Linked DNA regions of Mus musculus: all the other regions are linked to region 2. The links are chromatin loops, found by intact Hi-C in ENCODE. Cell type or tissue: left cerebral cortex. All regions are shown on one strand.

The links. Hi-C counts contacts between places; a loop is a spot of excess contacts. Peaks named below come from ENCODE experiments on the same cell type or tissue, not always from the same donor. Only the 100,000 strongest peaks of a DNase experiment are listed, where the experiment ranks them.
Region 1: a loop joins it to region 2, with 3 times the contacts of the local background. A loop is called at or near these places in 2 of 42 quality-filtered maps.
Region 3: it touches region 2 in a loop (6-fold over the local background); 8 of 42 quality-filtered maps call a loop at or near these places.

The regions. Positions count from the first base shown.
Region 1 is chr17:89,085,659-89,093,658 of GRCm38, forward strand. The region is part of intron 2 of Fshr (follicle stimulating hormone receptor); the gene reads right to left. Among named protein-coding and RNA genes, the nearest start is that of Fshr, 110 kb to the right of the region's middle. In left cerebral cortex, no CTCF peak of the experiment used is centred here; a DNase peak (open chromatin) is centred at 4,475.
Region 2 is chr17:88,950,709-88,958,708 of GRCm38, forward strand. No RefSeq gene overlaps it. Among named protein-coding and RNA genes, the nearest start is that of Lhcgr, 160 kb to the left of the region's middle. In left cerebral cortex, a CTCF peak has its summit at 3,510 (motif pointing right); DNase peaks (open chromatin) are centred at 204, 505 and 3,513; H3K27ac peaks cover 783 bases.
Region 3 is chr17:88,648,261-88,656,260 of GRCm38, forward strand. Gm31903 (a long non-coding RNA gene) reads right to left here and starts at 5,802. Exons shown (of 3, transcript XR_385909.2): 1 at 5,692-5,802; 2 at 5,430-5,581; 3 at 4,769-5,112. It overlaps Gm38460 (a long non-coding RNA gene), which reads left to right and starts at 5,644. Exons shown (of 3, transcript XR_385907.2): 1 at 5,644-5,713. In left cerebral cortex, CTCF peaks have their summits at 3,942 (motif pointing right) and 4,881 (motif pointing right); DNase peaks (open chromatin) are centred at 3,939, 4,438 and 4,888; H3K4me3 peaks cover 944 bases; H3K27ac peaks cover 476 bases.

The DNA.
Region 1 (8,000 bases), 130 kb after region 2:
TTTCACTGGGTGTTACGTGTCACATAAAGAGAAACAAGGAGTGGATTAAAGGGAAGGAAATAGGTTACATTTTAAATATCCATGTGAAGACTGGCAACAGGCAGTTTGCTGTCCCTCTGTTGTTTAATGGCGAAGTGAATCTTGAGAGCACTATGAGCATGATTAGACAAAGAAGATCCTTTCCCCATACATGAGTTCATGTGTGTGTCGACATTCAATCCAGAGATGTCCCACACTGATTAAGATCCTGCGACTAGTAATTCAGTCCTCTAGAGTGGCTATGGCTTTCCTTTGTTCTTTATTTTCTTATTCTAAAGGGAAGTTCTCTGAGAGGAACCAGTGAGGAGTCTCATTGGCTCTCAGGGTCACTGAATTCTTCAGACTATTATCTTTCCTGAGAGAGAAAACTGAAGTAAAAAAAAAGTTGGGAATCTGATTTACAAAATGCGTTTGAGTGTGATGATCATTCATAGTATATATTCATATAATCATATATATCACTTAAATATGGAATATCACTTTAAATATGTAATTTTGAAATACATTGTTCATATTTCAATATGGCTGGAGAAATGTTTAGGATAAGAATAGTAAGCTTTAAAGATGTATTTATTATGTCTATAGTATTTTGCCTGCCTGTATGCCTGCAGGCCAAAAGAGGGCACAAGATCCCATTACAGATGGTTATGAGGCACCATGTGGTAGCTGGGAATCGAACTCAGGACCTCTGGAAGAACAGTGAGTGCTTTTAAACCTCAGCCATCTCTCCAGCCAAAGAATAGTACACTTTTTTTTAAATTAGGTATTTTCCTCGTTTACATTTTCAATGCTATCCCAAAAGTCTTCCATACCCACCCCCCCCAATCCCCTACCCACCCACTCCCCCTTTTTGGCCCTGGGGTTCCCCTGTACTGGGGCATATACAGTTTGCAAATCCAATGGGCCTCTCTTTGCAGTGATGGCCGACTAGGCCATCTTTTGATACATATTCAGCTAGAGTCAAGAGCTCCGGGGTACTGGTTAGTTCATAATGTTGTTCCTCCGATAGGGTTGCAGATCTCTTTAGCTCCTTGGGTAATTTCTCTAGCTCCCAATGGAGGAGCTAGAGAAATAGTACACTTTTTAAGTGGTTTTCTTCTTAAACTAAGACCAAATTAAAACGTGTGTGTGTGTGTGTGTGTGTGTGTGTGTGTGTGTGTGTGTGTGTGTGTTTGTGTGTATGTGCAACTCTAAAAGGTTAAAAAAGGAACCAAGAGGTAAGGGCAAACAATTGACAAGCAGAAGACTATTCTCATTTCTTTGAGTTCAGCCCCATCCTAGGTGTTTTTGAAAAATATGGGAAAAGCAAGAGATAGAACCACACATGGCTGAGCTGAGACCCTAAGACAACTGAGTGCACATGCTCTCATTCCTCTTACATCATATTTGCACACACTTTTAATTTTGCAAAGTACCCTTGCATCCAAGTACAGATTATATGTTTGCAAAACATTTGGTATCAATAATTGCTATCTTTATGCAAAGACTCTCTTTAGAGGTTCAGAGCCACTGGAGTGGTTGACTTCCACTATATTCATATAGGCTCTCCTTAGGTATTTATCTCTCATTCTTGTGTATTTCTTTCCCTGGCCATTTAAATTCTGAAATGGACTGAGCTATAAAAACACATCCCTAGTCATTTGATTTCTGTGTGGGTTGGCCGGTGTGCATCTGAATACTGCCGGAGAGGTTATGAAGTGTTAGACTCAGATAGTTTATTTGCTGAGGGGAGGGAAGGTGAGTTGGACCAGAGTCCATATGAGTCTTTTATTGTTTAAAGCATCTTATTAAGTCATAAATGCCCCAGATGGATGCAGATGTGATGGTCATGGGCTAAATGAAGAAATAAAAATAAATTGTTTGTGCATCGATTGAGCTTGCCTTTAGATTATATATTCTTTATTTTAATACTGCCCTATTAAAAAAATAACTAGCAAGAGTCTGCAGAGCAGAGCCATGAGGATATTATTAACTTCAGTATCATGCTGCCTTAATTGTATCTTCCCTGGGCAGACACAAACACTGAGCTACTACTGGGGAAGAGAAGGAGGCCAGTTTATCTTCTTGTGGATCTGCGAGTGGAAGGTCTCTCCCACAGCCTGCCTTACTAAGAAGAGCAAAGTGTGCTGATACCAACATCTTAAAGCCTGAAGATGGCTGTTAGGTAGAAAATGGAAAAATCACTGTACTTTCTGGCAAGCCAAAAATGCCGTGAGTAGAATGGGTCACATTCCCCACTTTTTAAGCCCGAGCTGCTGAATGTAAGATGCCAAGAAGAAATCACCACAACATAAATATGTTGCAGAATGAAATGGCAAAGGAGGTGGAAGATCTTAGTGGTGGGAGCTGTGATGAGGGGAATACGCTGTCCCAAGCAAGGGACGAAAACCCACTGAGTCACTGAGTGCTTGGGAGGCCACGGCCTGGCTCTCTTCTCCATCTGTACTCTACATTTTCCTTTGCAATCCTCAGTCGAGGACTTCCCACTTTTGGCCTCATGGATGAAGTATTAAATTACTGAGGTGTGGAGATCTATAATGAAAGTAAGCTAGGGTTATCTGCAAAATCATAGATTTTTAGGAACTCTGTTTTCCCTTTCAGATTGACTCATTCTCTTGGCAATATGTAGAATAAATAAAAGCAAAGCAAACAACCCCCATGCCAGGATATGAATAAAATTCATTACCTTCCTGAACTTAGCAGCTTTTAGATACTGCAGGAGTAAATTTGAAGGACCCTCTTAGAACAGTTAAAAACAAAGAGAATTATGGGAAACTCCAAAACACAAGAACAGGAAAGGAAACAAGAAGAGAACATCTGTGTTCTTGGTTGAAGCAATAAATATAATGAAAATACTATTTTCAGGACATTTATGCAGAACAGAAATGACATAAGGACTCATTTTCTGCACACTAACTCATCTTGACCCGACTCAATAATGACAACTTAATGGATCCAACTCTTGTTTTTCCCAACTGTTAAGTTCATCTACAACTTACCAGGCAACTCTAATTTTTCAAATACTCAGTCCTAAGTTACTCTCAGCAAAGTTTCACCTGGAAGTGAGTTGGCACAGTAGTGCTGCAGAGCCAAACACCCGAGTAAGAGGATTCTTTCACTCCTCAGCAGGCTCTGTCGAATACCACATGGGGTTTGGTTTCTGAGAGTTCAGATATGCAGAAGCAGAAATGCTCTCCACTAGTTAGTTATGGATGATACCAAAGGAAGGGTCAATGGCCTTCAGTTTTCTAATCTCTCTCATTTTATAGTAGAATTCTGTAGAGCTAGTGAAATGGCTTGGTGAGTAAAGGAACTTGCCCCACATCCTGACAATCTGAGTTCAAGCCACTGGACAAATTTTGTGGAAAGATAGAACTAACTCCCCTAACCCTACATGTGTATGTCACTTGTGTGCTCCTACATAAATGCACATACACAATAAACAAATGTAGTAAAAAAAAAAACCAGTGTTTGCCAATACAACATTCTTCTTTATAGTTACTAATTAGATTTTGTTGTATGGCTATAATTATTTTAGGGGTACATTAGTATCATTAAGGAAGTGTTATAAGGGTTACTGTTGTATCTGCCATAGAACATGGAATTTAAAAATTCATGTATGGATTTTTTTCCAAAGCTCCATGGGGATAAAATGTGACTGTCATCCTAGAGGCGCCAGAACATTCTTCCCATCTGCAGGCTACCCAGTCCACACTGGTCTGCCATTTTCCACAGACACCTATGGATTGGTCAGTTTCTCTTGCTAATTGCAGAAACTGGGACCCAGACTTTTCTTCATAATTGTAAGAAGCATAAAGGGCAGGGGTAGAAAGGGCCCTGAGGGCTCTAGCAAGGAAGTGTCAAGAAGGCAAAACATAGCCAGGCATGGTGGCACATGCCTTTAATCCCAGCACTTGGGAGGCAGAGGCAGGCAGATTTCTGAGTTTGAGGCCAGCCTGGTCTACAAGAGTAAGTTCCAGGACAGCCAGGACTATACAGAGAAACCCTGTCTCGAAAAACCAAAAACAAACAAACAACAACAAAAAAAGAAGGAAAAACATTTGCTTCAATTCTTTTCATCAGTCCCAACTGAGCACCAGGAATTAAGAACTGGGAGAAGCCCCAGTTTGGTTTAGCTACAAGCAACAGTGCTCACTTTACAGTCCCTTTGTTACAACAGCTTTTCTTTCCCTATGATATGGAGGCAGAGGCTGCAGTGCCAGGCCAGTGTTCTTGTTTTTTATATGCAAATAAATCACTTGATTATATTTTTTTTGTCCTTATGTTATCATGAATATTTCAAATGAATTTTATACCGCTCATATTTATGGCTTGGGAGCTATTTCACTTTTTGGCTCACTGCCGTCTCATCTGCATATACCATATCTCAGCTGATGCTGATTGGTCTCATTTACATATTCATCATGCTCCTCTTTTCAAAGATATTTTGTTATAAACTGGCTTCTCTTCCCCCTCCAGTGTTATAATGGTACGTAGATGTGTTTTTAAATTGAACTCATTTCCATACATAATTTTCCTGGTTCCCATAAATCACCACATTGTCACCTACTTCCCCCCACTCCATTCAGCATGATCTTCACACTTTATACCAAGCTGACATATGGCTCCAAAGTAATTAAAAACAATGTAAACAGTTTACAGTGCACTTTGCAAAGCCACTTCACATTGCAGAGTTTAATGGTTTCCGTGTTCTCCCAGTAAGTTCCAAAGCAATGAAGAGCTGGGATAAGGATGATGATGAAGGCTACAATGGAGAAGCTTCCGTTTCATCCAGAAGATTCTCCTGCTACCTGATTATAGAAATAGAGCTGATGGGTTCAGGCACATTCAGAGTGGTATGGCCAGGAAATGGTGAGAGGAATGGAGGAGGGTTCAGGATCAGGTGTGGAGAGGGACAGGAGATATGGCCAGACAACCGTGAGAATGAATGGACATTTGCAACTGACAAAGGTAGGGAGCTAGGGGGCATCTCCAGGATGTGACAGAGACCTGGAATAAAGGAGGCACTCAAGAATCAATGGGGGTGACCTTAGCTGTGACTCACAGCATTGGGGATATGGAACCTGTAGCCAGGCAGGAACCTCAGTAGATCAATAGAGATACCAACCCACCCACAAAACTTTCAACCCAAATTTTATCCTATCTACAAGAAATGCAGGGATGGAGGATGGAGCAGAGACTGGGGGAATAGCTAACCAATTAACTGGCCCAACTTGAGACCAATCTTATTGATAAGCACCAATCCCTGCCATTATTAACAATACTCTGTTATGCTTGCTGACAAGAGTTTAGGGTGGCCTTCTTCTGAGAGACTCCACTCAGCAGTTGATTCAGACAGATGTAGACACCCACACCCAAACAGTGGATGAAGCTTGGAGACTCTTATAGAAGAGTAGAGGGAAGGACTGAGGGCCCCAAAGGGGATAGAAACTCCACAGGAAGATCAACAGAGTCAACTAACTTCGACCCTTAGGGCTCTCAGAGACTGAACCACCATACCCGGGCTGGATGTAGGCCTTCCTGCATATATGTAGCAGATATGCAGCTTGGTCTTCATTTGGGTTCTGAATAAATGGTGCAGGGGTGTCTTAATTAGGGTTTTACTGCTGTGAAGAAACACTATGACCAAGGCAACTCTTATAGGGGACAATATTTAATTGGGGCTAGTTTGTAGATTCAGAGGTTCAGTTCATAATCATCAAGGCAGGAAGCATGGCAGCATCTAGGCAGGCACTGCATTGGAGAAGGAGCTGAGAGTTCAACATCTTGATCTGAAGGCAGTCAGGAGAAGACTGTCTTCTAGGTAGCTAGGATGAACTTAAAGCCCATACCCACAGTGACACACTTCTTCCAACAAGGCCACAACTCCAAATAGTGCCACTCCCTGGACCAAGCATATTCAAACAGGGGGCTATCCCCAAAGCTATTGCTTGTCCTTGGGATATGTTCTTCTAGATGGGGTGCCTTGTCTGGCCTCAGTCTCTATGTTAAAATGGCAAAAATGTCCCAGTCTGTCGCTTTCCTCCGCCCCAGCGCTTCACAGCCGCTTCTGGCTTTGCAAGGTGTCTGTCTCCGCCAGTGCAGTGGCCTGCCGGGAAGGGTCAGAGTCCTCACTGTCCCCCATCTGTCCAGCAATAGTCTGTCCAGAGACAAGCTTCTGTAGCGGCAGGGCTTCCGCAAAACTAGCCTGCTTTGTCCAGGTCACCCAGACACTGCCCCTCACTTCATGTACTGGACGGGAGCCGTCCGTCCGTCCGTCCCTGCTGGTCTCTGTCTAGAGAGTGCTGTTCGGGATCTGCTCCTCTGTCCCGGGAGGTCTCCTGGAGTTAGTTGTGTGGTCACCAAGAGGACTGAGGACACAGTAGCCCTGAGCCAAGTTGGGCTCATCTTCGAGGGAGCAAACCTAAAGCTGGCAGTCAGCCGCCCTGGCCAGAGGCCTGCAGTGGATGAGCACAAAGTGTGCCCGGCCACAGCCCCCTCCCTTTAGGCTAAAATTCTCACCCGAGCTTTCCCACGGGAAGCTCTAGGATAGGAGGAAGGCGGGAAGCCCTGGGTATATCTAGCCCCTCAGAGACTTGATGGGCTAGATGTGTTGGGGGATAATGAGGGGGTGAAAACTCTCTCAGAAGAGGAGAGAGAGGGATAGAGGGAAAGATTGTGGGAGGGGGTAAACTGGGAAATAGTGCAGTGAGCAATATGTAAAATGAATAAATAAAACATAAAATGAAATAAAATAAAGAGCTGGATTAATGGACCATGAAGACTCATCTGTAAGGGTTAGGTTGGAAACTAATTTTCCTTTCTCTTTGGATGGTAAAAGGCACAGAGCTTTTGTAATTTTAACAAGAAGAAGAGATGAGGATCCAAACCCATCGATGGTCCAGATATAGAGATGGGATGTTTAAGATGACTGACAGCATTATGAATTAGGTGATATCACTAACACTTTCATAGCTGATGGATGGTTAGATACTCAAATAGCATAGGGACAGATACAAGGGGTGAAGGAAATAAAGATGTGTGGCCTCAGACTCTGCATAATCTAGTTAAGTTCATAAGCATGAACCACATTCCGTTTGGGAGTATTTTTTTTTTTTTTTTTTTTGAAACAGGGTTTCTCTGTATAGCTCTGGCTGTCCTGGAACTCACTCTGTAGACCAGGCTGGTCTTGAAATCAGAAATCCGTCTGCCTCTGCCTCCCAAGTGCTAGCATTAAAGGTGTGCGCCACCACTGCCTGGCAGGGGGAGTATCTTTTCTAGTGGTTATTCACTGTGTTACCTTGGGCAGAAAATTGGATCTCTGTAGACTTGGTTCCTAATCTGCAGAATGACTCTAATGGTGAAGCCTACTGCCTGTGGGACAGAGAAAGAGGATGAAAACCATAGCTCTTTACATGTTCTCCCATTCTGTCCCTGTCCACTGGTGTGTTTTGTGGTACCCACCATAGGGCAGCAGCAAGAATAAGTTTCTGAATTAATATCTGATTTTGTGTCATCTCTCATACTTGTCCTTATGCACACACATACCCTTCCTTTATCCTAGCCTAAACTTTCGCTTCACCAGTCTCTTTACACAGCGAGGTAGTCCCCTAGCACAGGAGATGGTCCTGCTTTGAAGAGGTAAGCATTTTGCATGTTTTACTTGGCTCTGCTACCCCTTTTCGGTATATTCATTCAGTGTCAGAGCTTGCCATAAGACTTTGGCCAGAACATACTTTCTGGTCTGTTACATTCATTTAGGTGGTCACTCCTTCTGCTTCAGATTTCTACACCAATGTCATTTCCCCAGAGTCTTGCTCCAGAAAAGCTTCCTTCAGCCTTTTCAGTAGGGAAAGCTGCTATTATAAACATTCTCTACTAACACACTCTCACACTAGTCTCTGTAGTGACTGTGACTGTGCAATTTTAAATTTACTTATATGACATTCTTTTAAAAAATA
Region 2 (8,000 bases):
AGAGCCCATGAAGCCCTTTCCTAAGTATCCTTTTGCCTCCCCTTCTGTTTTGATTCAGACTCACACAATGACTCTGCTGCACCATCTTTAACTCCTTTGGTGGAAATAGGATCATAAAGTATTGCACAAAGAAAAAATTTTAGCATGTTCTATTGCCATATTTATCCCTCCAAGATGTTGCTGTGGTAACTGCACAAATAGCTGAACACCAGATATCGCAAACAGGCTAGCAGAATTTTATTTTAATGAGTTCATGATTGTCATGGAAAACTAGGCACATTTATGGTATGTAAATTTGAGGACTTGGAGGGGCTGTGGAATGGTTATGTGTTCGGAGTAGATTCGTACATATGTTTGCCCATATTGTACATATGATCCTTGGTCATTTGAGTGCATGTCCAAGCTGGCAAGGAAACTGCCCAGCATCTGCTCATCTTGTGAAAATGTGCCACTGTGTTGATAATTGTGATCATTTCAGAGCATGTTCATTCTCTGTTGTCTATCGTTGGGGCTCTGTATATCCCATGTGTTGGAAGTTGCTTCAGTGGGGAGTGCCACACTCTGGGAGCATGTCTTCCTTTCTGGCTGGGATTCTCCAACTCCAGTGGAAGCTCTCATAAAACCCACACTGAGCATCCAAATCCCAGCCGAGCACCATCAGTGAGGTCTGTCTGACTCCCACCATCCCTGTTCCACAGACCCTTCCACATAGAACTGCATCTGATTTTCTGTCTAAATCTCTCATTTCTTATGATTCTTACAAATTCTTGTTATGATAGAGGGCATATTTCGTGAGGACAATTATGAAACTATATTTCTATACTCCCAAGTCCCCCCATGCCTAGCCCATAGGGGACTATTGTGCAAACAACCCATAAAAAAGAGTGGCTCAATCAATCATATAAAACCTTATAAATCAGAAATTAATATTATGGCTATGACTTACTAATTGCTTTTTTGGCTTTGCAAGCGTCAACTTGATGATCTAATTCTCCCATCTATAATAAGCATAATTTAAAATTTTAGGTTTCTTGCAAAATGATCAAAACAGAGACACATTGCTAATTTGCCTCCTACTAACAAAAGCTGGTTTTGTTTCACAGTTTCAGCTATGGCCAGACACATGTACCATTTTTTATTTTGCTTAATTAACTCTCTTTCTCCTCAAAAGTTTAAAAGTTGCTAATTTATAAAAATGACTTTGACGACTTAAGTAAGACCTGAGGTTGAAAGAAACAGGTATTTGTCTTTCCTACATTTGAAATCTACCTGTGGAAAGCTGGTCGCAGGGTCTCTGAGTTTTGCTAGAACTCACTTATGGAATAGGGACAGAGACTCTGATTGTGTAAAATAAAGGGTAAGAGTGCTCGGTTAGTCTTTGGGATGTTTTAAACATCCATTTTTAATTTCCTCTCTGTCCACTCACTTGGAAACCATGGCTTTTCAAAAGGCCGCTATCTGGCGATCTCTGTCACTTCAGTCTCAGAACTCACTCAACACCTTGTCTAAGAGACTTTCACCAAACATGTTGAGAACACATACTTACTGGAATCCAGGGTCCACTATGATCAGAGAAGTGGGGTTTGGAGCACTGTAGTAGGGGGAGGGGATTGGGTGTGGGTGGGATTATGAGGCCTGTGCAGACCTGGCCACCCTTGGGTCTGATTAGAGAGAGGACACTGGGAAAGAAGAAGTTAGAGTTGCTGCTGAGTGTGGCACCTCAAGGCCATGAACAAAGAGAAAGAAGGAGAGTTTGGAGGTCAAGTTGCTCACCCCTGATTTCCATGCAGCGGCTGAAGCTGCAGGAGGTGCCATCTTCTAGGTAGTTGAAAATGTGAAACAAGAGACTAGGGAAGTTTCCCATAGACAAACTGAGTAGAAGCAAGGTTGGTAGAAGGCTGTTCAGGTATTATCTGGGAACAGAAGAATGGAGTCTTTGTAAAATCCATCTGTCCTACTGCGAGAACTGCATGATTCTTCCTGTAGACAGAGAACAGAGGAGGGTGGTTAGCAGCAGAAAGAAAAGAGCCCTGTGCACTGCTGTGCTGTGCATATGTTTCTGCACATGTGTGCACACAGGTATGGGATCATAGAAAGGTCTAGAGCCCTGCCCACTGCTGTGATGTGTATATGTTCCTGCACGCGTATGCACACAGGTTTGAGACCACAAGAAGAGGAATAGGAAATGTTCATTATCACTAAAATATATATGATCACTCTTGATTTTCCTGCTATTTTTGTATTATAATGTTTTACTTTCTGTCTGAGACATGAAAACATGTGCACAACCTGTTTTGATCAGAGTCACGTCTTCCCTCTCTACCTTTCCCCAGAACCCCTTCATGTGCTTGCCCCAATTTCCCTCCCTGCAACATAATGTTCTTATCAATGATTTAGGAACTTCATATAATGCACCCAGATCACACTCCTCCCAGGTGGACCCTCTCATTCATGCACCCCTCTCAAGGGAGAAATCAGGCCCCATCTGTGTTATCTATATACTCATTGAAGCATGGTCAAACTCTCAGTAGCAAGCTCCTTAGAAAGGGGTTGCACAAAAGCTGTCAATGTTTCTTATTTTTCTCTTCTTCCATGTTGTAATAACCCACAGCATGCAGCCAGTGCTGCTCATCTGTGCACATATGTTGGGCCATCACCACAACATGGACAACTTTCCTGGGACCACACCTTCAAAGAAAACGGACCCTCGCTTAGCAGTCATGAACTGACAATAACTGTGAATACTTTCTCACCCATGCTCTTGTGTTGACTGGCTCAATCTTGTGTGAGTTATGTGTAGATGACCATAGCTACTGTGAGTTCTTATCATGTCCTCAAGATACTGTTTACCAATAATCTTCAGCAACCTCTGTCTCACAATGGAACAGTCTTTCCGTTATGTTCCCAAGGTGTGTGTGCATGTGTGTATGTGTGTGTGTATGTAACAAATAGTCATATTATTGTCCATACCCTAGAGTAAGCAGGTGTTTAGTAAATAATTGTTTGAGAGAAGAACCAGAATTTATTAATTTTAGAAACATGAAAACATGTGCACAACGTGTTTTGATCAGAGTCACGTCTTCCCTCTCTACCTTTCCCCAGAACCCCTTCATGTGCTTGCCCCAATTTCCCTGGAGTGTATTTCCCAAGACCTTGCTGATGTTGACTCTAGAGCCACTTTAATGAAAACACATTAACATTTACCTACAGCCCTGACTTGCTTTAACTATCTGCAATGCGATCTATCTGGAAGCACAACGCTGCTAAGAACTCTTGCAATCTACTGCAATACCAGGAAGATCACTGGCTTAGTAAACGCCTACATTTAAAAATAATTTAAACTTACTTCATGTCTTATATAATAGGAAAATCTTGATTAGCTTTGAAATTTATTTTTGGAAATTTGCTGAAAATAAGCTGTCTGGCATAAGTGCATTTAGGGATGGAATTAGGAGGTGTGGAAGAATCAAGGGTATGCTGGGTAACCTGCCGTTACTGCATTTACCACTAGATGGTGACCTTGTACTTGCTTGGTGATCTGCCCACTGCCAGAGGATGGCATAGTCAACTCTAGGTGGTTGAAACCCGGAGAGTGAAATTGGGAAGTTTATTGGAGTTGTGAAACGAGATGGTCGATGAGATTTGAAGTAATAAAGCTTGGGGACTTTAGTATCTTCCTGACCTGTTCACAGAGAATGTGATGGGTTGAGAACATAAGGGCATGGGCTAAATGCCTATGGTATAGAAAGCAGGAACATAAGACCCACATTCTAGTGCACCTGCCCACACTTTCTTGTCTTGTGTTTGGTAAGGCAGAGAACTTCTTGGGATGCCAATAGCTTCACCTGCAAAACCGGAGAAGACCGAATCTGTTAGGATCTGGGCCAGTTGTCTCCACAGTCTGTTCTTGTTTTGTCTGTGACTGAGAAAGTCTTTGATCTGAGGGCACCAAACATACTCAGTTGGCCATTGTCTACATTAAATAATTCACTTTTCAAGTCAGGCGAATAGAATTTTCGTAAAAGACATTTTTTTTTCCCATTTGGAGAAGTGTGGATATGGGACTTTGCTGTAGGCAAAGAGTAGAGAAGATGGTTGAAAGCTAAGAGAGAAAAAGGCTCACGTGACGTGTTCATGTCTAAATGTGTGTACACTCAGGACTGTGACAATGGAAAGGTGGAACAGTAGGAAATGCCCATTGTCACTAGGAAGGGTCTTAGTGTTGTTGATTGGTCAGCGTTAATTGTTTTCAGCCTTCAGAAGAAGCCTTCAAGAACTCATGATAATGGTTTTAAATCCCAGAGAGACTTAGTGTAGGTCTTATGATATCTGTACAATTAGTATAAACAGTGATTTTATCTCACACTCAATCCAAGGGCTTTGCTTGTAGAACATCCCTATCCATTTACCCAGAAAATGATTTCCCTTAATAATTGATGCTGTTTTACTAAGAGAAATATAATATCTCCAGAAGGCTGAAATGATTATGCGGAGATGTTGAGCTGCTGTTGGCACAGAAAAGGAACTTGGTTCTTTCTTCTCTAGTCCAGAATTTCCCTAAGTGAGGCACAAGAAGTGTCTCGCTTTATCTTAGATTACTTATGGATTATTCAGAATTGACTGAAGCAATACAAGGATGACTTTTCTGGTCTCAAAACTTATCAAAGTGCCTTATGTTACTGTTGTATGGATCCTTGCACTGCAGCAGAAAATAACGTCCAAGCTGGGCAGGAGCTGATAGTTTAGAGAAGGGAAGGCAAAGGAAGAGAAAGAAGGAAGGGGGCGAAGGGAGAGGGAGAGGAGGAGAGACAGAGAGAGTGTGTTGTGGGTGACTTGAAGGAAAAAAGTGAAGAGGCTGGGGAGGTAACTTTGCTCTTAAGAGCAGCTTGATTTTGCAGAGGACTCAGGGTCACTTCCCAGCGCCCACCAGTCGCCCACCAGTTCTGTAACTCTGGTTCTAGGGGATCTGATGCCCCCTTCTAGTCTCTATAGGCGCTGCATGCATACTGTGCACGTGTGAACAAAGTACTCATGTGCACAGAATAATTAAATAATCTTTTAAAGGACAAAGGATGAACTAGATAGGGACTGCATTCAGAAGGGCTTATGTCCATGATTTCATATTCTGTCCTCCCTCGGGTTAGTGCTTTCGAATAATTGTCAAAAGTAGTCAAATATTCTCTCTCTACCATCCCTTGTGAGCTTCAATAAAATTTAATCATTTCTGAGAAGCTCTTTTTGGTTCAAAGATGGCCAGGACAGCTGGGCGCCTGAGATGAGAGCCTGGATGTGATGTGACTCCACTTACTCACACGTCCTCTATCTTATTTAATCAAAGGATTCTTAGCTAGGTATTTGCTGTGCAGCCTTAGTGTTTGTAAAGTTGCACATGACCACATCTTTGCATGGCATTTCTCTTTCCTTTCTAAACTCAACAATGAGATTTTTTTTCATTAACTAAGAAAAGTATTAGCATTCTCAGGAAGATGGTTGGTTGAGAGAAACGTCAGTTTGAAGACGAGGAAGCCAGGGACATGCAGGGATTGGCTGAGGAAGCTTTCTGGTATGTTCTTTCTTCCCTGTTGGTTACTTTTGGGTGTTGCCTGTTTCTTGGGAAGGAAAGCAGCGGTAGCAGGATGCAGTCGATGGGCACCGGGGGCCAGGCCAGCCAAGAGGAGAGGCCAGGATCAAGACAGCTGGATAGCCCTGAGCATTCTGTTAGTCTGCCTCCACCTTCCATTCAACATCCATCTTCAAAGAGTCTGCTTGTATTTCTGAAAGCATGAGAAGACATCAGCATGAGGCAGGCCAGGGCAGTGCTGGGCAATGGTGGCCTGGGGATAGGAAAATTGTACCTTTGTGACCTTGAGGCCATCTTCCTTCAATTCACTGGAAGAAGAAAAAAGGCCAAAGTAACGAGATACTATTTGTGAAAGCAGTTGATAGTCCTAGGGGAGTAAAAGATTAGCTAATAAGAAAAAAAATAGCTCGACATTCGAGGAGGGGAAATTCTTTGGGAGAAATACATTAAACCGAACAAGGTAAACAAGAGGAAAAGAAATGAACACAATTAAAAAATAAGCCTAGCAATTATCTTTAAAGAGGTAAGAGACCATCAAAAAACAAATTGAAGAGAAACACAAAGAAACACCAACTACAGACACTGGATAGCTACATGTAATTTACACAGGTTTTTTTTTTTTTTTTTTTTTTTTTTTTTTTTTAAAGTGTGGACAAGCGGCCTATTAAAATGTTGACAGCCAAAGAGCATGCTAAATGTCTGAGATTCTGGAAGGAGAAACTTGGTTAGAAGGCACTGGAGAAGGGTACGGAGGGTTGAAGTAGCTATAGTATTCATGTAAGAAGATTACAGAAGGAGAAAAGGGACCCTGTACTGAAAGGACACAGAGAAAGCTAGGCAGGGGAGGTGACCTCACACAGAGACATTCTTCAGCAACATTAAAGAATATCAAAGAAAAAGAGGAAATTTTACAAGCTTTCAAAGATAAAAAGCATATTACCCAAAGGAACAAGAAAATCAGATTACAATCATCCCTGATAAAGCTGCGCTCGATGTGGTAAGGCAGTGAATTGATATCTTCCAAGTGTCAAGGAGACAGACAGCAAACCCAGAATTTTATAGTGAGGAAAATTATTATGTACAATATTTGGAGTTTTCTTCATGGTCCTGGGGCATACTGGACAACCTTTTACTTTTTCTTCTTGCTGTGAGAAATACTTGACTTGAAACACTTTAAGGGAAGAAGCACAAATTTGGGAATACAGTCTGTTATGGTGGTGGAAGGCCCATGTGGTGTCATGAGCAGGAGACACTGCATCTGCATCAGGAAGAAGAGAGAGAGAGGGAGAGAGAGAGGGAGAGAGAGAGAGAGAGAGAGAGAGAGAGAGAGAGAGAGAGAGACAGACAGATAGAGAGACAGAGAGACAGAGAGACAGAGAGAGACAGAGAGAGACAGAGAGAGACAGAGACACAGAGACACCACAGAGACACAGAGAGAGACAGAGAGACAGAGAGACAGAGAGACAGAGAGAGAGAGAGAGACAGAGACACAGAGACACCACAGAGACACAGAGAGAGACAGAGAGACAGAGAGACAGAGAGAGAGAGAGAGAGAGAGAGAGAGAGAGAGAGAGACAGAGGATGTATTCAGTTTGCTTTCTCCTTTTACTTAGTCCCAGATTCTGGCCCATTGGATGGCTTCACCCGTAGTTAGAGAGGGGTTTTAAACATCAATTCACTCAGACTAGAAATGGCCTTACAGACCTACCCAGAGATTTGTCTACAGGGTGAATCTAGAGCCTATTGATTCGACAGTACCAACTCTCTTACTGAGCAACCAGCAGTCCACAGCAAAATTATTATTCTAACATGGATTTGAAACAGGCATTTGGGAGCACATGTGGTCTTGGTCTCACATGATAACTATAGTGGGATAACTTCTGAATGATGCGTTCTAGAGAGAAAGGAGAGAGAGAATTATGGGATGTCCTTAAATAAACTGGTTCAGTGATTCTAGAAGAACAAACATGGAACACACATTGTTTGAGAACACAAAGATTAACTTTTAAAAAATCATTTGTGAAATCAGCCTGCAGAGGATTTGTCATTACATTCCAAAGAGCCGACCTGATACAGACCAGTTCATCAACAATAAAACAGTTTAGTACTCAGCCTTAATCTGTTTGTGTTTTAGCATTCACAGCTGGGCATGCTGGTATTCCCTGTAGTTGCCTTCCAGCCTTTGGGAGGCAGAGACAGGAGGACCACATATTAAAGGTCAGTCTATATACCAGTGAACCACTGCATCAATGAAATGGTGGACTATTGTTCAGTGGTAGAGCAGTTGTGTAACATGTGCAAAGGTTCGATCACCAGCAAAACACACACACACACACACACACACACACACACACACACACACACACACACACAATGTGGTTATGTGGGCAGGGGCCCACTGAGGTCATGACAGGGTATC
Region 3 (8,000 bases), 300 kb before region 2:
ACTCTTAACTTCTGGGTCATCTCTCTAATACTAAGAATGATTTTTTTTAAAGGAGATATAATCATGACACATAAAGATCTGGAATTAACCTGAATGCCTCCTCCCTGGAGACTAGCTTTCATAGTACCAGAAGGCACCATACAATCTTCCAAAGGAGACAGGGAACCAACAGTTGTAACCAGCTACGATTCCTAAGACCACATCAACGACCATCATGACCCAGTAAATCCTACAGGTTCAGTAGTGATACGCATGCCTTAGCTGTAACCAACAGCTCTACCATTGGACTTCAAACCTGTTCAACAAGAGGGAGATCATTGCTCAGGACTGGAAACCTAGCTAAATCCTCTGTGCTGTTGAAGTCCTGGAGATTGGAGAAGAATCTACAACCACTCTGTTGTTGAGTCATCATGATTCAGTAAATAGTCTAACAAGCATTTGTCTTAGTGTGTGTAGTCTATTGCTGTAAGGAGACACTATGATCACAGCAACTCTTATAAAGGAAAGCACTTAATGGGACTTGCTTATGGTTTCAGAGGTTTAGTCCGTTATCAGCATGGTGGCACACAGACATGCTACCGAAGAGTCTTCTGAGAGCTCTACATCTGCATCCTAAGGCAGCAGGAAGGACAGAGCCTCTGAACCTGGCTTGGGCTTCTGAGACCTCAAAGCACATCACCAGTGACACATTTTCCCCAACAAGGCCACAGCCACTACAACAAGGCCACATCCACTCCAACAAGACCACACCCACTCCAACAAGACCACACCCCTTAATCCTTTCAAATAGTGTCACTTTCTAAGTATTCATGTATATGAGCATATGGGGGCCATTTTTATTCAAACCACCACAGTCTTTATATCCACAGATAAATATAGTCTAAATCCCTTATCAAGGAAGCTTCTCTCTGTAACAGATGGAGACCACTATAGAAAACCACAACCATTCAAAATGCAGAGTTATTGAGTCCGGTCTCAAAGGGTACATCTACAGAGCACTCCTGCACCCGAAGCTCAGGGAACATTGCAGAAGGAGGGGCCAGAAAGATGTAAGCGTGAAAATCGCAGGGAGTTTGCTGTGAAATTATGTTTCCCAGGAACATTGAAGCTACACCCATAAAGTCTCACCAACATGGCTGCCGAAACATGAGCTGAACAAAGATGACACCAATAGACACGCCAAAGTGGGCAGAGAAGAGCCCACAAGGGCTCAGCCCTACACAAAGAACTACAGGCAACTGAAGAAAGCTGGGATTGGGAGCGTACCTACCATTAGCTGTCGAATACCAGATGATCAGCCCTAAAAACATACATATAGCAACTTTATGCTGATGGAGCTTATAATTAGTGATATCTATCTATGTGCGTATATATGGAACAACAATGAAAATAAGCCATAAATCTGAAAGAGAGCAAGAAGGAATATATGGGAGGGCTTGGAGGGAGGAGAGAGAAGGGAGAAATGTTATAATTATACTCCCAAAAAGAAAATAAAAATAGTTATAATTATGACACAGGAATATGAAATGAACACATGAATAGGAATAAAATGTGAATTCTTTTTAACTCGTTAAGTACTGAGGGAACTGGTAAGATGTGTTATAAATGGGTTGAAGAAGCATCAAAGAGCAGAGACATAGGAAGTAGGAGCTTCTGAAACAAAGTAACAAAAAGATCAGCGTTCTGAAACAGAGTAACAAAAAGATCAGTGGTTTCAGCCTGGGGTCATGACCTCTTTGGGAGTCAAACGATCCTTTCACAAGGGTTGTCTATTAGATATTTACACTATAATTCATAACAGTAGCAAATTACAGTTATGAAGTAGCAACAAAATATTATGATTAGGGACCAGCACACCGTGAGGAGCCATGGTAAAGGCTTGCAGCCTTAGGTAGGTGGAGAACCACTGTGCTAGATGCTCTGAGCCTCTGCTGACAAATGGCCAACACAATCCTCTTAGCCTAACACAATCAGTTTGCCTTTCTGTGGACAAGGGTCATGTTCATTAACATCAGTTTTCTTCAACTTATAGAACTGATAAACAATTCTAAGATAAAGTGTGTTGCTTAAGGTTTTGTGTTTTGTGTTGTTGTTGTTGTTGTTTCCACTCTAACATAAGCTAGAGCCATCTGGGAAGAGGAATCCTCAATTGAGAAAATGTCTCCATATGACTGGGCAAGTCTGGGGACATTTTCTTGATTAATGACTGACATGGGAGGGCCTCGACCACTGGGGGTGGTGCCACTCCTGGGCAGGTGACCTCGGGCTATATAAACCAATCAAACAGAGCAAATCCTGCAGAGCACACCAGTGAGCATGCTCACCTCTCCGTGGCTCTGGATTGGCTCCTGCCTCCAGTTTTCTGTCTGGAATTCCTGCCCTGACTTCCTCGGATGATTGACTGTGATTAGGCCACGTAAAGCAAAATAGACCCTGTTCTCCTCAAGTTGACTTTGGTCTTTATCTTTGTCACAGCGAGAGACACCAAACTAAGACCTAAGGAAAAACACTGATGGCCTCAGTGAATGAGCGCCAAAGTCCTTTTGTCGTTTTCCTTTTTTTGAGAATTAAAGATTACATTTTATTTATGTATTTTTCTTTTCTTTTCTTTGTCTTTCTCTATCTGTCTCTCTGTCCCTGTCTCTGTCTGTCCTTCTGTTTGACTCTTTGTTCCTGTCTCTGTCTCTCTATCTCTCTGTCCCTGTTTCTGTCTGTCTCTGTGTCTGTGGATGTCTTTGTGTCCATCTTTCTGTCTGTCTCTGTATGTGTGTCTCCCAGAGACTAAACTCAGGTTGTAAGTCAGGATGGCAGGTGCTTTTACCTGTTGGGCCATCTCTCTAGCCCTACAATTTTTCTTGACCATAGGACAAACTTTGTCCACAGAATAGAATCATACACTGTTGCAATATAAAAACAATGCGTATTTAAAAAGTCCTTTCTATCCCTCATAAGAAAGCGGGTATTTGATGAATTCAGTTTTTATTTAGCTGTTAAGGCTGATATCTCAAAACAGCATATAAAGGACAGTAAGTAAACAAAAAAAAAAAAAGTGAAAATCCCAAAACAAAACAGAATTGCACCAGTTCTTTGTGGGGACCAGGCTGTAGAGCATTGTTTTAGACCCTCCTTATAATCACAGAGCTTTCCTTGAATTGTTGAGGAGCGAAGGACTGAGTGGCATCAATGGTCCTCGTTGGTTCTCTGCCAATCAATTCTTCCATGCCCCTCCCCCACTCAATCAGCTCTCTCCAGCTTCACCTTCACCTACTCTTTCCTATTCCTTTCCCTGGACATGGCCATTCCTTCTGGAGGCCCCTTCCTATTGATTGATTGACCTTAAGCCAGGGCTTTGGTGTGGGGTCACGTGTACTTGGTGAGGTGTTAGCGTTACCAGTGTGGGTCACTTGTGGTGAGCATGCCATGAATTCAACCTGATTACCTGAATATTTTCCCTCAGTTACATGAAATGAGGATTTCTTTTTCTTGTTATAAGTAAATTAGTAAATCCCTGCTTTAACTGGTATTGAAATATGAATGTATCTATAATTAATTTTCCGAATATTGGGGTTGAACCCAGGATTTTACACCCACTCATAGCACGCTGCCTCAAATTCATCATTCATAACCAATAATTAATTTTAAAAAGGGTACTGGCTGGTTGTGAAGCAAGTAGTCAAGTTCCAGAATAAAATCTGCTGGTTATAGTGTGCCTTTAAAATCACTGCTGCCCACGGTTTGCAGGATTAAAGTTGACGTGAATGAAACGCGCCCTTCCACTTTGAGGTTTGCCATCTACCCTTCAGGTATTGGCACCATCATGGTCTTCCAGACCTCAAGAGAAAATGCAGCTTTTAAAGTAATATGATGTGTGCTGACAGGTTCTAGCTGCACGAGCTAGGAAAGCCAAAAAATTGATTTGTAGTGCACACTTGAACAGCAGATGGCGCTCTCAGGCAAGCCGCTGCTACCCGGAGTCAGAAGCAGTGTGTTTGGTGCTTGAATTTTGATTAATAAAAGATTTTGAGGACACTTTATAAGCATTTCAAAGCATTGTGAGTCCGGTGGAGCATAATTAAAATTAATGCAGTAGACGGTCTCTTTAAAGTATTTCTAATGCTGTGTCTAAAATTGCTGTTGAATACAATTTTACACATCCAAAAGATTTAAATACTACGCTTATCTCTAAGCATTTCTAACTATTAAAGGGACAGGAAAATGTGTCCTTTTTTTCTTCATTTTCAAACAAACGCTTTACAATCACTTATATGTTAAATCCTTATACTTAAAAAATACTTGTAAAATAATCCATCAATTCTTCACATGTCTCAGTGTCGGAGAAAGCAAATGCATGCTTGCCAAATACTCCATGCTGCCTTGACCCAGGGGCAAGCCTTTGTTATCTTAGTCGTTAGAAAGCTTTCTCCCGTGCCCAGGAACCTCTCTGAGTGGATTTAACCATTCCTTCATAAAGCGCATCTGAATGCTTTCTTTCTAAATTTCTTCACATCAGAAACAAGCTGTAAATGCAGTCGAGCCGTTCCTAAAGGTGTCCTTCACACTGCGAGGCCAAAAGGGGGTGCCGTGCCATTTTGAGTGGCCTCAAAATACTATGTCACTGCAATTAGACATCTTGCTGGACACTGAACATCTTGTCGGGCTTCTCATCTTGTGTCTGCAGTCTCTTAGTATTGGGAATAAAGCGATGAAGAAAACAGTGAACTCATCTAAAGGGTCTATAACGGCGGAGGAGGCAGACAACCAACAGATAGCAATTTGTGATTATTGTTATGTAGAAAATCAAAGCAGGCTAAGGTAACAGAGAGCGGTATAAGGAGGTTGCCATGACATCTAGAAGAGAGGAATGGAGCGTTCCAGATCCTGCAGGGTAGAGGGAGTCCAGCAGAGGGCGCTGCGGGAGCGCAGATTCTAGAACAGGTGCTTGTCCTAGCAAGCGGTGCAGATGATTGGAGGGTGGGTGGGTGAGACTCCAGATCAGAGAGGTCGTGAGTGGGTCGGGATGGAGTTGTACTAAGGCTTTCTGGGGAGTCGTCAGAACGTCGGGTGTTGTGTTAAGACGAATCTGCTCAAAGGCTTCAGTGGTGATGTAGAGAACTTACAAACAGAAAAAGCAGTTTAGAGTTTATTGAAATAACCCAGATTATTTAATTTGTTCATGTGGCGATAACAATACATCTTAGGTGGAGTAATTGATAAAGGACAAAAGTTTATTTCTCATTGTTCGGGAGATTGAGAAGTCTAAGGTCCCAGCATTGTGAGTATGGTGAGGTTCCTTTCCATACCCACAGTGCCTCCATACTATGCAATTGCATGGTGGAGGGGGGGAGGAAAGACCCTCCTCAAGTGTCTTTAAAAGGACACCAGGGATACTTATCCCATTGCTAAAAATGGAGGCCAAGGGGTCTCATTACCTGTGAACACCCTTTCTTGCCTTTTAATCCCAGCAGCGTTACAGATGGATTTCAGGGTGTGGATTTCAGGACGATGTTCCCATTGTCCTGAAAGCTGATGTGATTAGGAGTGGTGACCAGAGGTGGAAGATCCTTAGACAAACATATCTGAACTATAGAAAGAAAAGCGTTTGTTGATGGGTTGGGTGTGGGATAGGAAGGATGGAAAAGAAACAAAGATTATCCTGAAAAACTAAAGAGTGGAGCTGTCTTTTATGGTGACCTGGGAGAGAAGGCTTGCTAGGGTAGGTATCCAGGTAGACAGTGGTGGTGGGGGAGAAGCTGCTGCCAGGTAGATCCACTTCCTTTGTGGTTAGGGATGTCCTGGTTCAGAAGGCTGGGGCGGGGCGGGGCGGGGCGGGGCGGGGCTGTAGCTGGGATGTAACCTAGGTAACATAGCTGTATCTTGGTAGCTATGGTTTCTGACTGTTAAGATCCACCCTTTGTGACTCCACATCCTTGAGGCTGGTTCTCCCCACCACATCATAAATTAAGACACCGTGTCTCAATGACCACACATGATCCCTATGAAAAGCTTGTTCAACCCCAAGGGGTCGCGACCCACAGGTTGAGATCCACTTGTCTAGAGCTTCTCTTGTCTCTGCCTTAAATTTCAAACGGTTGCACTAGGCTTGCATGCGTTTGCATTGCTACCTCTGGGGTTTTGTTAAAAACCTGGGTTCTGGGGATCTAACCTTAGGTAACCAGGCTCACATAGCAAGTGTGTTTACTACTGACCGGTCCTCGGCCCTGACTTATTCGTTATTATTGTATTTTATCTTACTGCGGTTATGTGTGCTAAAAAGTTCTTTTCTCCTTTGTTTTCAGTGCTCAGTAGGAGAAGTTTTGTGCCATTTTTCAGCCCATATCACCCATACCATGGACTGCTTGTACTTTAGGTTCTTTGGGTGTGCCAGCTCGTATTTCTTCAGAACTGATTGGCTCGCTACATGATGTTACAGTCATTACAATTTCAAAATTAGTTCTTGGTTGACCTTCGCTGGGTCCACATCAGGTTGTCTTAAGTTATAAAGAAACTTTAGATTTTGTTATTAAATTCAAAGTAATGATGAAGTAGTTAGGGGATTTCAGCCTTCAGAATACATACAATTTCTGAAAATAAAAAAGCACAACACTTAATTCATAGTTTTTCTTTTCTTTTTAAAGATTTATTTATTTATTTTATATTTGCAACTACACCATTGCTCTCTTCAGACACACCAGAAGAGGGCATTGGATCCCATTACAGATGGTTGTGAGCCACCACGTGGGTGCTGGGAATTGAACTCAGGACCTCTAGAAGAGCAGTCAGTACTCTTAACCGCTGAACCATCTCTCCAGCTTCTAGTTTTTCTTTTTTAATAGACTACTTTTCTTTCACACATATACATTTCATACATATAAACAATGTGTTCTGATTATAGCAACATCTGGCTATCCCTTCCCACCTATCCCAGTTGTCCCTTAAACACCTTCTTACCCCCTTCACCATCCCCTGTCTCTTTCTGTTTTTGTTTTGTTTTGTTTTTTTCCGAGACAGGGTTTCTCTATGTAGCTCTGGCTGTCCTGAACTCACTTTGTAGACCAGGCTGGCCTTGAACTCAGAAATCCGCCTGCCTCTGCCTCCCAAGTGCTGGGATCAAAGGCATGCACCACCACTGCCCGGCCCCCCTGTCTCTTTCTAACCCACTGAATCCAGTTAGTGCTGCCTGCTCGAATGTTGACTGATGTGTTTGGTTTGACCTTGTGCAGCTGCAGGGAGTTCATGAGTGTCCGGATCACAGCATTTTAGAACACTCTTTCCCCTCTTGTTCTTATACCCTTCCCACTTTTCTGCAGTGTCGCTTTTGGACTTTGGAGGGAAGATGTAGACACAGATGTTCCAATTAGGGCTGGCCACTCAATAGTAACTTACCCTGTACACACAGACCAGTTGTGAGTCTCTGCATTAACTGCTGGACACTGTACGAATAAGTTTTTCTGGCTAAAGTAAGATGACAGCCGTACGCTCTCCTCAGGGCCTATGACCTCCGGGTCTTTTGAACAGATTTTCAGTGCTGGACATGGACTTCTTTCTGTGTCTAAGTCCTTAAGTCCAAAAGCAGTTGGTTATCCCCGTAATTTTCATGCCACTACCACACCAGTGAGCACGACTTGCTTGACAGGTCAGTATTATAGCATTCAAGAGTCATTGTTGAGTAATACCATTGATAATTTTTCTTCCATAGTAACTTGCATCATCGAACCAGTATTATGAAAGCTAGACAGCAGGACATCAGGTCAGCTACAATTTGATTTGTCTGTGTTATTTTGGAAGAAAGAACCTCAACTGAGAAAAAGCGTCCCTCAGACTAGCCAGCAGGCATGCCCGTGGGCTATTATTATTAATTATTATTATTATTAATTGTTGATGTGGGAGGTCCCAGGCTATTGGGGGTGGGGATACCCCTGAGCAAGGTTGTCTTGTGTGTCGTAAGAAAGCAGACCGAGTTAGTCTTGGAGGGCAGTTGAGTAAGCCGCATTCCTCCATGG